Linked DNA regions of Homo sapiens: region 2 is linked to region 1. Evidence: read pairs that join two places in POLR2A ChIA-PET (ENCODE). Cell type or tissue: CD4-positive, alpha-beta T cell. All regions are shown on one strand. Links, peaks and the distances in the headings refer to the core of each region. The heading gives the core; the rest is flanking DNA. Region 1 has its middle 15 kb from the start of LINC02482. Region 2 overlaps SH3TC1 (SH3 domain and tetratricopeptide repeats 1).

Evidence for each region. ChIA-PET counts read pairs that join two places held together with the same protein. Peaks named below come from ENCODE experiments on the same cell type or tissue, not always from the same donor. Only the 100,000 strongest peaks of a DNase experiment are listed, where the experiment ranks them.
Region 2: POLR2A ChIA-PET joins it to region 1 with 5 read pairs; 1 of 35 experiments calls an interaction of 5 or more read pairs at or near these places.

The regions. Positions count from the first base shown.
Region 1 is chr4:6,655,805-6,661,168 of GRCh38, forward strand. It overlaps the pseudogene LOC124900840. Among named protein-coding and RNA genes, the nearest start is that of LINC02482, 15 kb to the right of the region's middle. RefSeq lists a silencer at 2,980-3,139. In CD4-positive, alpha-beta T cell, for the core only: no CTCF peak of the experiment used is centred there; a DNase peak (open chromatin) is centred at 3,177; H3K4me3 peaks cover 1,031 bases; H3K27me3 peaks cover 345 bases.
Region 2 is chr4:8,216,537-8,221,894 of GRCh38, forward strand. It overlaps SH3TC1 (SH3 domain and tetratricopeptide repeats 1), which reads left to right. Exons shown (of 18, transcript NM_018986.5): 7 at 421-631; 8 at 1,735-1,811; 9 at 2,799-2,994. Among named protein-coding and RNA genes, the nearest start is that of SH3TC1, 20 kb to the left of the region's middle. In CD4-positive, alpha-beta T cell, for the core only: no CTCF peak of the experiment used is centred there; a DNase peak (open chromatin) is centred at 2,045; H3K27ac peaks cover 510 bases.

The sequences.
Region 1 (5,364 bases), core at 305-5,304:
AAAAAAGAAGATAGGGTTAGAATTAGGGTTAGGAGAACCCAGAGGAGAATAATAAGGTGGGGGCACGGCTTTGAGGGTCTTCATTCATTTTTATCCATCCTTAGACTTTCTGCAGACTAAGCTTCAAGTTTTCAACTGCTGCTACAACAAATTATCACAAATTAACAGCTCAAAATAACACACATTTATCATCATAGTCCTGAAGGTCAGAAGTCACGAATGGCTTAGAAGGTTTCTCTGCTCTAGGTCTCACAAGGCCAAAATCAAGGTGTTGGCTGGCTGGGCTCCTATCAGGAGGCTCCAGAGAGAAACCGCTTCTAAGTGCATTCAGGTTGCTGGCAGAATCCAGTTCCTTGTGGTTGCAGGCTGGGCTTCAGCTGGGGGCCACATTTAGCTCCTGGAGGCCTCCCTCCTGTCCTTTCATGTGGCCACCTGTGTCTCAAAACCAGCAGTGGTTTGTCAAATCCTCCTCATTGTCCAACCCCCCGCCCCGCCCCGCCCCAGCCACAAAGCTGTGAAGCTAGGGTCCAAACCCCCCACATCTCAGAGTCAGCACAGGCAGGACCAGTCATCTCCTGCTTGGAATAGCACGGATTTCTTCTGCCAAATCTCTCTTCTGCCTTCGTTTTCTATCTCTGACTCCAGCCTAGGAGCGTTTTTCACTTTAAGGACTCAGGATTAGGCTGGGCCTACCTGGATAATCCAGGCTATTCATTCTCCTTAAGACCCTTAACTTTAATTACATGAGCAAAATCCATTTTGCCATGTAATATGATATATTCGTAATTACAAAATATGTCATATAATTTATAACACAATCACAGGTTCCAGGGATTAGGATGTGGACTTCTATGGGGGTCACTCTGCCTGCCACACCTCCCTAGAGGTGATGGTACCCAACTCCACTAAGTTCAGGTGGTGGCACAGGCCAAGAGAGCTACCCTCAGGCTGATTGGCCCTCAGTCCCCCAGCCAGCAGGTTGTGAAGCCAGGGTCCGAATATTGGATGTAGTTCCCACACGACTCTGAATGCACTGTGTAGTCTAATGACTGTCATAGTAGCGATGCCACCTGCCTCTGCCTGGTGTTTTGGCAACTGTACAATGCACTGTCATGCCTTTTTTTCTCACTTCTCTCACAGTCACAGGGGCCTACCAGCTCCATTTCACCCCTAGAGAACTGAGTTTCCAATCAGGGGCACTTGTGCAAGCAGGGTCTCCCCAGTCTTTACCATTAGCCCGTTTGTGGGCCACAGACCAGGAATATAAACGTATCTTTTTTTTTTTTTTTTTAGACAAAGTCTCAGGCTAGTCACCCAGACTGGAGTGCAATGGCTGGATCTCAGCTCACTGCAACCTCCGCCTCCCGGGTTCAAGCGATTCTCCTGCCTCAGCCTCCCGAGTAGCTGGGACTACAGGCATGCGCCACCACCCCCAGCTAATTTGTGTACGTTTAGTAGAGACGGGGTTTCACCATGCTGGCCAGGCTAGTCTCAAACTCCGGACTTCAGGTGATCCGCCCACCTCGGCGTCCCAAAGTGCTGGGATTACAGGCCTGAGCCACCGTGCCCGGCCTTAACATATCTTCTACCCCCTCCAGACAGCATTCTTTAGGGTAAACAAAATGTACCGAGCCCCTGCTGGGCAGCCAACCCTGGCGGAGACGTGCGGACAGATTCTACCTTCAAAGAGCTGTCCTGGGAAATGCCACTGTTTGGTAACAATTTTGTTTCCAAAAACCTCGCCTGGCCTGTGTCGGGCCGGCGGAGACAAGCCAGCGGTTCCCTGGCGAGGCGGGGACGGTTTGAGGTGCAGCCGTGGGTTTCGTGGCCCTGGGTCACGGTATTCGGTGCAACCTTCCGTTTCTGGTGCAAAAATCACTCGCAACTGAGTGTTAAAACCCCAACCCTGGAATCCCTCTCAGACTCCACCCCAGAGCCCGCGCAGGCGAGGGCGCGTGGGGGAAGGGGGACGAGAGCGCGCCATGGCGCCTGCACGATACGGGACCCCGCCCGAAACCCCCGTGGGCGCGTGGCAACCTGGAGCTGCCGTGAAAGGAGCTTCGAGGAGGCCCCGCGGCGGCTGGCAGCGGGAAGGCCATTTGGGTGTGGCCTTCGCTGTTTCAGGGCTGAAAGTTTTAGAGTAAAATTTTATCTAAACTAAAAAGGAACTTCAAGAACTTGTCGCGGGTGACAGCGAGGTGTCCGCGCACGGCTGGTGGGTGCCCGGCTGGCCCGGGGCGGGAAGGGGCGGCGGCGCTGTGGCCTTGCGTTACCGTGAGGAGGGCCTTGAGTGGGTTGTCCTGGTCCTTGGCCTTTTGAACAAAGCATTGAACAAAACGCACAAACAAAGTAACAAAGGAATGAAACGCAGGAACAGAAGCAGGGAAAGCAGCAATTTCTTAAAGCGAGAAAGCACCCACAGGGTGGGAGCGGGCCCGAGCAAGCAGCTCAAGGGCCAGTTAGAAAGTTTTCTGGGCTTTAAGTACTTCATTTGAGGTTCTTACCAGCTACCTCTTATGTGGATGAAGGTTTTGGTTTGTGGCTAAAGGCTGGGGTGAACTGGCGCCCTATGCGGATGAAGGGACGGTCCCTGCATGGCTCTTGGCCACTCCAAGGCACGCTCCCTTTCCATCTGGGAGGAGGCTTGTAGGGAGAGTAGCCTTTGATGCTTTACTACTCCCAATGGGGAGATGGTGCTTTTCCTTTTGGTTTGGGAAGTTTGAGTTAATCAGCCTCAGATTCTCTGCCCCAGACCTTGGTGTTTTCCCTTGATTCAGCTTTAGGAAGTCAGCAGGAATCTGCCTTAAGTTCCCTACCTCCAGACCCTGTTCTCCTGCCTGACGTGGACACGGACCAGGCGAGAGCCCGCAAAGACCCAGGTGGCCCGGCGCCCCGCGTGGGCGGCGAGGACCTGGCCTCCCTGGAGTGCGAGCGTGCCCGGGCGCACTAGCGGGCCCGCAGGGAGCTGCTGGAGATCCAGAGCCTGCTCGACGCCATCAAGAGCGAGATGGAGGCGGAGGAGCAGGGCGCCCGGGCCCCAGCACCCAGCCCGCGCGCGGAGGCGGAGGATCTGGTGGCCAGGCTGTGCGCCGAGGCGGAGAGGAAGGCCGCGGAGGCGGCGCGGATGGGCAGGCGGATCGTGGAGCTGCACCAGCGGATCGCCGGCTGCGAGTGCTGCCGAGCCGGCGGGGCAGCGCGGGGTGGAGCTGAGACCGGCGGGGAGTTTCCCGCGTGGAAGGCGCTGGGCAGGCAGGGAGGGGTGCGTAGAGCCGTGCCACGCTCTCCGCCAAGGTATACTCTTTTTACGTAGGTAAAAGAAAATAATTTCATTTCTTAAAAAGAAAAAAAAAAGGAGAAACAGAAACCCAAAGACCTTTAGCAGTAGAACAATAAAGGGCATAGAGCTGCCATGTCGCTAAGGGGGTTAAACCATTTCTTCTATGCCGTAAAGCTAAATATCAGGCGGAGAACAAAATTTAAAAGTGTGTGAGTCGGGCGCTGTGTCTCATGCCTGTAATCCCAGCACTTTGGGAGGCTGAGGCAGGAGGATCACTTGAGCTCAGGAGTTCGACATCAGCCTTGACAACATAGTGAGACCTCTCTCTACCAAAAATAAAAAACAATTAGCCAGATGTGGTGGCACACACCTGTGGTCCCAGCTCCTTGGGAGGCTGAGGCAGGAGAATTGCTTGAACCCGGGAAGTCAAGGCTTCAGTGAGCTGTGTTCAGGTCACCGCACTCCAGCCTGGGCAGATTGAGTCACCGTCTGTAATTTAAAAAAAAAACAAAATACAGGCCGGGCGGGGTGGCTCATGCCTGTAATCCCAACACTTTGGAAGGCTGAGGCTGGTGGATCATCTGAGGCGAGGAGTTCAAGACCAGCTTGGCCAACATGGCGAAACCCCATCTCTACTAAAAATATAAAAATTAGCTGGGTGCGGTGGCGGGCGCCTGTAATCCCAACTACTTAGGAGGCTGAGGCAGGAGAATCGCTTGAACCCGGGAGACGGAGGTTGCAGTGAGCTGAGATCGTACCTGTGCACTCTGGCCTAGGTGACAGAGTGAGACTCTATCTCAAAAAAAAAAAAAAAATGTGTGAAACGTAAGGCCATTACTGAACATTTCTAAATTTTGCTGGGAATTTGGAGTGTTTTGCTTGCCCTTTTCTGCCAGAGGTGGCATTCTGCTGGCAGAATTGCAGTTTTCACCCCAGGACAGTGAATTCTGACTCAGAGTGTCAAAGATAAGGAAAGCCAGGAGACTAGTCAAAATGGTAAGGACAGATTTTATTCAGTAATGACTTGCAACAGGGAAGAGAGTCCAGCGTGAACTAAACTGAGCTTTGCCAAAGCAAAAGGCAGGAGACTTTTTCAAGGTTGGAGTGTGCTAGGGGAAAAGCACTGAAGGGTGAAAAAACAGGTTTGATCCACCTCTCTAGGCCATCTGGGTTTGCTAGTTAGTGCTTATCCAGAGGAGAAACAAAGTTCTCCTTTCTTAAATGGGAGAAGTGGTGTGTTGGAGCAAAGCTTCCACTGAAGATAGGTCCTCATCCTCCCACTGGGACTGGGAGGAAGAAGGAGGTTATCTCCTTACATGTTTGAGTTTCAAGGAGCCAAGGGAGAAAAGAAGAAGGAGGAGGCGGAGGAGGAGGAGGAGAAAGAAGAAGAAGGAGGAGGAGGAGAAGGAGGAGGCAGAGGAGGTGGAGGAGGAGGAGGAGAAAGAAGAAAGAGGAGAAGGAGGAGGAGAAGGAGGAGTAGGCAGAGGAGGAGGAGGAGGAGAAGGAGGAGGCGGAGGAGGAGTAAGCAGAGGAGGAGGCAGAGGAGGAGGAGGAGAAGGAGGAGGCGGAGGAGGAGTAGGCAGAGGAGGAGGAGGAGAAAGAAGAAGAAGGAGGAGAAGGATGAGGAGGAGGAGAAGGAGGAGGAGAAAGAAGGAGGAGGAGAAGGAGAAGGAAGAGAAGGAGAAGGAGGAGAAGGAAGAGAAGGAGGAGGAGGAGAAGGAGGAGGAGGAGATAGAAGAAGAAGGAGGAGGAGGAGGAGAAAGAATTTTTTTTTTTTTTGAGACGGAGTCTCACCCTGTTGCTAGGCTGGAGTGCAGTGGCGCAATCTCTGCTCATTGCAACCTCCTCCTCCTGGGTTCAAGCGATTCTCCTGCCTCAGTCTCCCGAGTAGGTGGGACCACAGGCATGCACCATCACGCCCAGCTAATTTTTGCCTTTTTAGTAGAGATGGGTTTTCACCATGTTAGCCAGCATGGTCTTGATCTCTTGACCTCATGATCCACCCACCTCGGCCTCCCAAAGTGCTGGGACTACAGGTGTGAGCCACCACGCCCAGCCGAAGAAGAAGAAATTTTCATCACGATTGT
Region 2 (5,358 bases), core at 1-5,000, 1.6 Mb after region 1:
GCTGCTGCCCTGGCCTTGTGGCTGGCCGCCGAGTCTGAGGAGGGGACATGAGGCTGTCTTTCCTACCCGACCACAGCAGGAGGGGGCCTGCCAGCAGTGGCTGGGGTCACTGGGGCAGTCCATGGAGAAGGGCCCTGGGGGTCCCACCTTTGGCTCCGCATCGCACAGTCAGGGAAACTGAGGCCCAGGGCGAGGGTCTGAGGCTGAGCCAGCCTCACACACCACATGGAGGCAGAGCTGGGACCTCGCCCTGGGCCCACCTCTCCTTCTGAGCCCCTTTGGGTCTCTGTGCCTGCAGACACTGGGGGGGCCGCTCCTGTGGGTGTTGCCTTCGTTGTCTGTCCGGCAGGGGTGTGGGGGGCAGGGCCACAGCTGCGCCCAGTCCGGCCACCCTCAGTGACCACCTCCATCCTTTTGAAGGGCCCTTCTTTGTCCTGTGTCCTGACCACCATGTGAGAGTGATGACGGGTCCCCGGGATGCAGGAAATGGCCCCCAGGCCCTCAGGCAGGCTTCGGGGGCACCCCAGGGAGAGGCGGCCCCGGAAACAGACTCTTCACCGCCGAGCCCCAGCGTGTCCTCCGAGGAGGTGGCAGTGGCGGCCGCCCCGGAGCCTTTGATTCCATTTCATCAGTAGGTACCGGCCTTTGCTGCTCTGAGAGCTGTTGGCCTCGCTGAGACTCCCAGGCCCGGGTCATCTGGAGGTCAAGGGGATGGACAGGGAATGGTGGGGGCCCCGGACAGACCTGGCCATGGCCTTGTTCTGCTGCTTCCCAGCTGTGTGGCCTCGGCAATTTGGCCCACCTCTCTGGGCCTCTGGCCTGCCAGCTGCATGATAGGCCAATGACATCCACTTGGCAGGGCTATCCTGGGGTTCGCTGGCACAGGAGATGTGGCATGAGCTCTCACCAGGCTCATCCGAAAAGCTTTTGAGGAAGCTACATAAAACATGCGTATCCAGAGTGAGAAGGCACACGGGACCCACAGATAGAGCCAGGGGATGTGAGGACAGGTGACATGCAAACTCCTGTTCACTTGCTGAAGCGGGGGGCATTAACTTGGGTTGGAGCTTCCTGGTAGCCAAAGCAAAGAGAGAACCTCAATCTCTTGATTTGCAGTGTCTCAAGTGACAGGCTGTGGCTTGGCTTCTCTCATTACTGAGACCCAAGAGGAGCTTCTCCTAAGAATCCTTCCTATGTGCTCTGGCCAGTGGTGTCCCAACAGGGGACACTGAGAGTGTTCTGCCATCTGGGAAAGAGGGATTGTCAGTCATCTAGTCCAGCTTCCTTTTTTTTCTGGCTGAAGGAACTGAGGCTGAGAGAGGAGTGATCTGTCCAGGTTATATGGCAAAGTCACAGTGGTACTAGGATTTGAATCCAGGCCTCCAGAGCCCCAGGCTGGGATCTCCCTCACCCCTCACTGTGTGGAGCTGGGGGAGGCAGGTGCTTTGGAGGTCTGCAGGGTTCCAGGCCCACAGGGGTGGCGGTGTTTCCAGGACACGGGCCCTAGGCTGAGGGGTGCGGGGCTCCCTGGGGGCAGTGCCACACGCACGGGGCCTGAAGGCCACACACCTGGGCAGGCATGTGTGTGTGTGTGTGTGTGCACGTGTGTGTGTTGGGGGAGGCGAGGGACCTGCTCAGGTTGCTGGGGGCTGCTGGCCTGTCCAGTCTCTGCACAGGATGTATCTGCCCCAAATCTGAAATCCCGCAGCAAAGACCTCCCTCTTCCGGCTCCAGGTGGGCTCTTAGGATCCCCCAGGACCCCATCGACGATGCCATGGGTGGCCCTGTGATGCCCGGCAACCCGCTGATGGGTAAGTGTTTCCATGGGCCTCTCTTTTTTGGGGAAATGTGTGTGCTAGGGAGCAGCACCAACATTTTGGAAGTTGCCCTACATCCTCCCTGAGCCAGAGAGATAGCTATCAGGTAGTGCAAGAGTAATTGTGGTTTTTGTTATTGCTTTCAATGGCAAAAACCGCAATTACTTTTGTACCAACCGAGTCTTCTCCAGCTTGTGAGGTCATAACTGACACTCAGGAAGCTCTGGGGGCTGGTGCAGCGTCATAGGATGCTCAGTGAAGCTGCACCAGGGCCCCCGGCCACTGTCTGCAAAGAGCTCCCAAACGCCACTTCTCAGACAGTGCAACCCAACAGTCTCAGAGTCTAGCCTTCTGTCACCATGGGAAACGCCTGGAAGGCCCTGGGCCGAGGTGGGCTGGCGCTGGCTGAATTTGCCACGTGCACTAACAGAGGACCGTGACCGCGTCCTCTTTATGAAAAGCTGGCACTGCCAGCAGCCCTTCTCCTTGGATGCCGGGTCCAGCGCTTTGTGCTCTGTGGCAAGCTGCCGGTGTCTGGATGGCCTGTGCACCTGTCAGAGCTGCCGGTGTCTGGGTGGCCTGTGCACCTGTCAGAGCTGCCGGTGTCTGGGTGGCCTGCGCACCTGTCAGGGGGACTAAAGCCCCATGCAGGAGCCGGGTGGGGAGTAGGTGGGGCCGGGGGTTGTGGCTGCAGAAGGAAAGGAGGAAAGAGCCTTGGCCTTGGAGGCTGATGGCCGAGGCTTATTTATCAACATCTCTGAGCCTCCATTTTTCTCATCTTCAACAGAGGGATAAAAACATCCCCTCTGAGGACCACGTAGACATTCCCTCCCTCATTGCGGAAACCAAGCTTTACTACGAACCTCCTAGTAACCAAAAGATGAATTCCCCATGGTTCAGGGTGGCTGGCATCGGCCCTGTCTGCCCGCTCTGGCCCCCATTTGGTCTCCCTGGCACTCACCATGTGGCTTTCTTCCGCAGCTGTGGGCCTGGCCTCGGCATTGGCAGACTTCCAGGGCTCGGGGCCCGAAGAGATGACCTTCCGAGGTGGCGACCTCATCGAGATCCTTGGGGCGCAGGTGCCCAGCCTGCCCTGGTGCGTGGGCCGACACGCAGCCTCGGGCCGGGTGGGGTTTGTGCGGAGCAGCCTCATCAGCATGCAGGGCCCCGTGTCCGAGTGAGTGGCTGGAGCCCCGCCCCTTTCCTGAACCCACCCCCATCTCACCTAAGGGGACGTTGCTGCGTCCACCTGGCTCCCCAGGTAACAAGCCTGAAAGTCACTGTGGACGATGCCTAGTCTCTTCCCTTGTCCTCAGGCTGCTGCCCCCTTGGCCCCAGTGCCTGACTCCAGGGTTCCCTGGCGTCCTTTCTCCGGGCTGCTGCAGGGAGAGCGTTCCCTCGAATGCACACCTGCCCATGTGCATCATCTTTCCGTGGCTACCGTGATAAGGCACTGCACGCCGGGGGCTTAAAGCAACAGAAATGTGCTTGTTCAGAGTTGTGGAGGCCAAAAGTCTAAAACCAAGGCCAGAAGGGCCACATTTTCTCTGGAGACTCTAGGGGAGGGTCCTTCTTGCCTCTTCCAGCTCCTGGTGGCCGTGGGCGTTCCTTGACCTGTGGCCACATCACTGCACTCTGCCGCCGTCTCCACGTGGCTGTCTTCCTCTGTGTGTCTTCCGTATTCTCTTCTTAAAAGGGTGCCCATCTCCTAGCACCCATCCAACTCCAATCTGACCTCATCTTAGCTGAACTAATTACATCTGCAAAGATCCTTTCTCCAAGAAAGCTTACCTTCTGAGGTTCCGGGAGACATGAATTGAGGGACACGATTTAATCCAGTACACACGTCGCTCTCCTCCGTTAAGCCCCAGGAAGCTTCTGGGCCCGACCTTGCAGGCCCCCATGGGCTGCACAGAGTACCTTGTGCCTTCCAAAACTGCTCTGGGTGACACGTGTGTCCTTCTGCCTGGGATGCCCCCTCTCCCTGAACCCCGTGTTCTCCTGGGGCCTTCCATCAGCCCCCGTGGCTCCTCTGGGGGGGGCACTCTTCTGGCCATACGCCTCTTCCTATGTGATTTACACGCCACCCATGACCTGCCTGCTCCCAGCCAGGGAACTCCAAGAGAAGAATTCCCTGGTCACTTCTGTGTTCTCACTGCCCAGTGCGAGCAGCAGCAGGGGGTCTTTGGAGAGGAGTCAGCTGTGCCCATCCTTTGATGGAATTCTGTTTCCCTGGCCTTGTCCTTGTTAAGACCTCAGTCAAGGAGCCCAGAGAATGTGGGTGCATGGAGAGGCCACCTTCTGGGTCATGTGATCCTGGTCCTGGCCCCACCAATGAGATGCTTGTCTTCAGTGGTCCTGTTCAATGTTTAGGGCTGCGACAGACCAACACCTCTCAGACCAGGTCTCAGAGGCCGTTTGTCACCATGCCTCATCAAGCCGTTCACTTGTTCCCCTCATGGAAAGGGTCCGTCTGCTCTGGTACCTCTGGCACCTGTGCATCAGAAGCAGCTGGAAGCTGGCCAGGCCATGCACTGATGGCAGGAGCTAGACCAGCAGTTCCCAAAGCATGTTCTCACACACTGCTCCATCATAGACTTCATCATGCCCTAAGGAGTGGGGAAAAGCTTTGTCCACATCCCTTGTGGGTGATCCCAGGGATTCCCAGCACAAACAAGGCATCTTTTTCCTGTTGAAATGCCTTTTCCACACTTACTTAACCTCCAGAATCCTCCACAACCCTGTTTGCTTTTGGCTGAGCTGGTGTTCCATGGGACACTCTTTGGGGATCCTTGGTCTAGCTGATCCCTACCATCTCCAAGGGAGACCACAAATTCTCAACAGGTCACTGGGGGCCGTGTGAAGTCAACATGTACTGAACTTACAAGGGGTCAGAGAAGAGCCAGGGAATGAGCTAGTTTGTTCCCTTCCTTTAACCCAGAAGGATGACGGGGCTGGGTGCCATTAGTCCTGTTCACAGCTGGAGAAATTCTGACTTCTCTCATTCACTCAACAAATGTTTGCTGAATATCTTTCCTATTCCAGACCCGGGGTTTTCATCTTTTATTTAGTGAACAACCTGGTAGCTCTTCTTTTTTTTTTTCTTTAACTTTATTTTTGACACAATTTCAGACTTAGAAGAAAGTTGCAAAAAGAGTATAACATTCCCACACGCCCTCACCCAGATTGCACAAATGTTAACATGTTATGACATTTGCTTTATTGCTTTCTCTCTTTCACTTCTATTTTTTTCTAAACACTTTGAGAGTAAGTTGCAAACATGATGTTCCTTTACCCCTAAATAATGCAGTATGTGGTTCCTAAAACCAGGACATCTGCTTACATAACTACAGTACAACTGTCGAAATCAGGAAATGAACGCAGATACAATGCCATTATCTACAGATCTTACTCAGATTTTGCCAGGAGCCACAATGATGGCCTTTGTAGACAATGACAATTTCAGACCACGTGTTCTATTCAGACGTCATGTCTTGCCTCCTTAATGTGAAACAGCTTTTCAGTCTTTTTCTGATGTTTT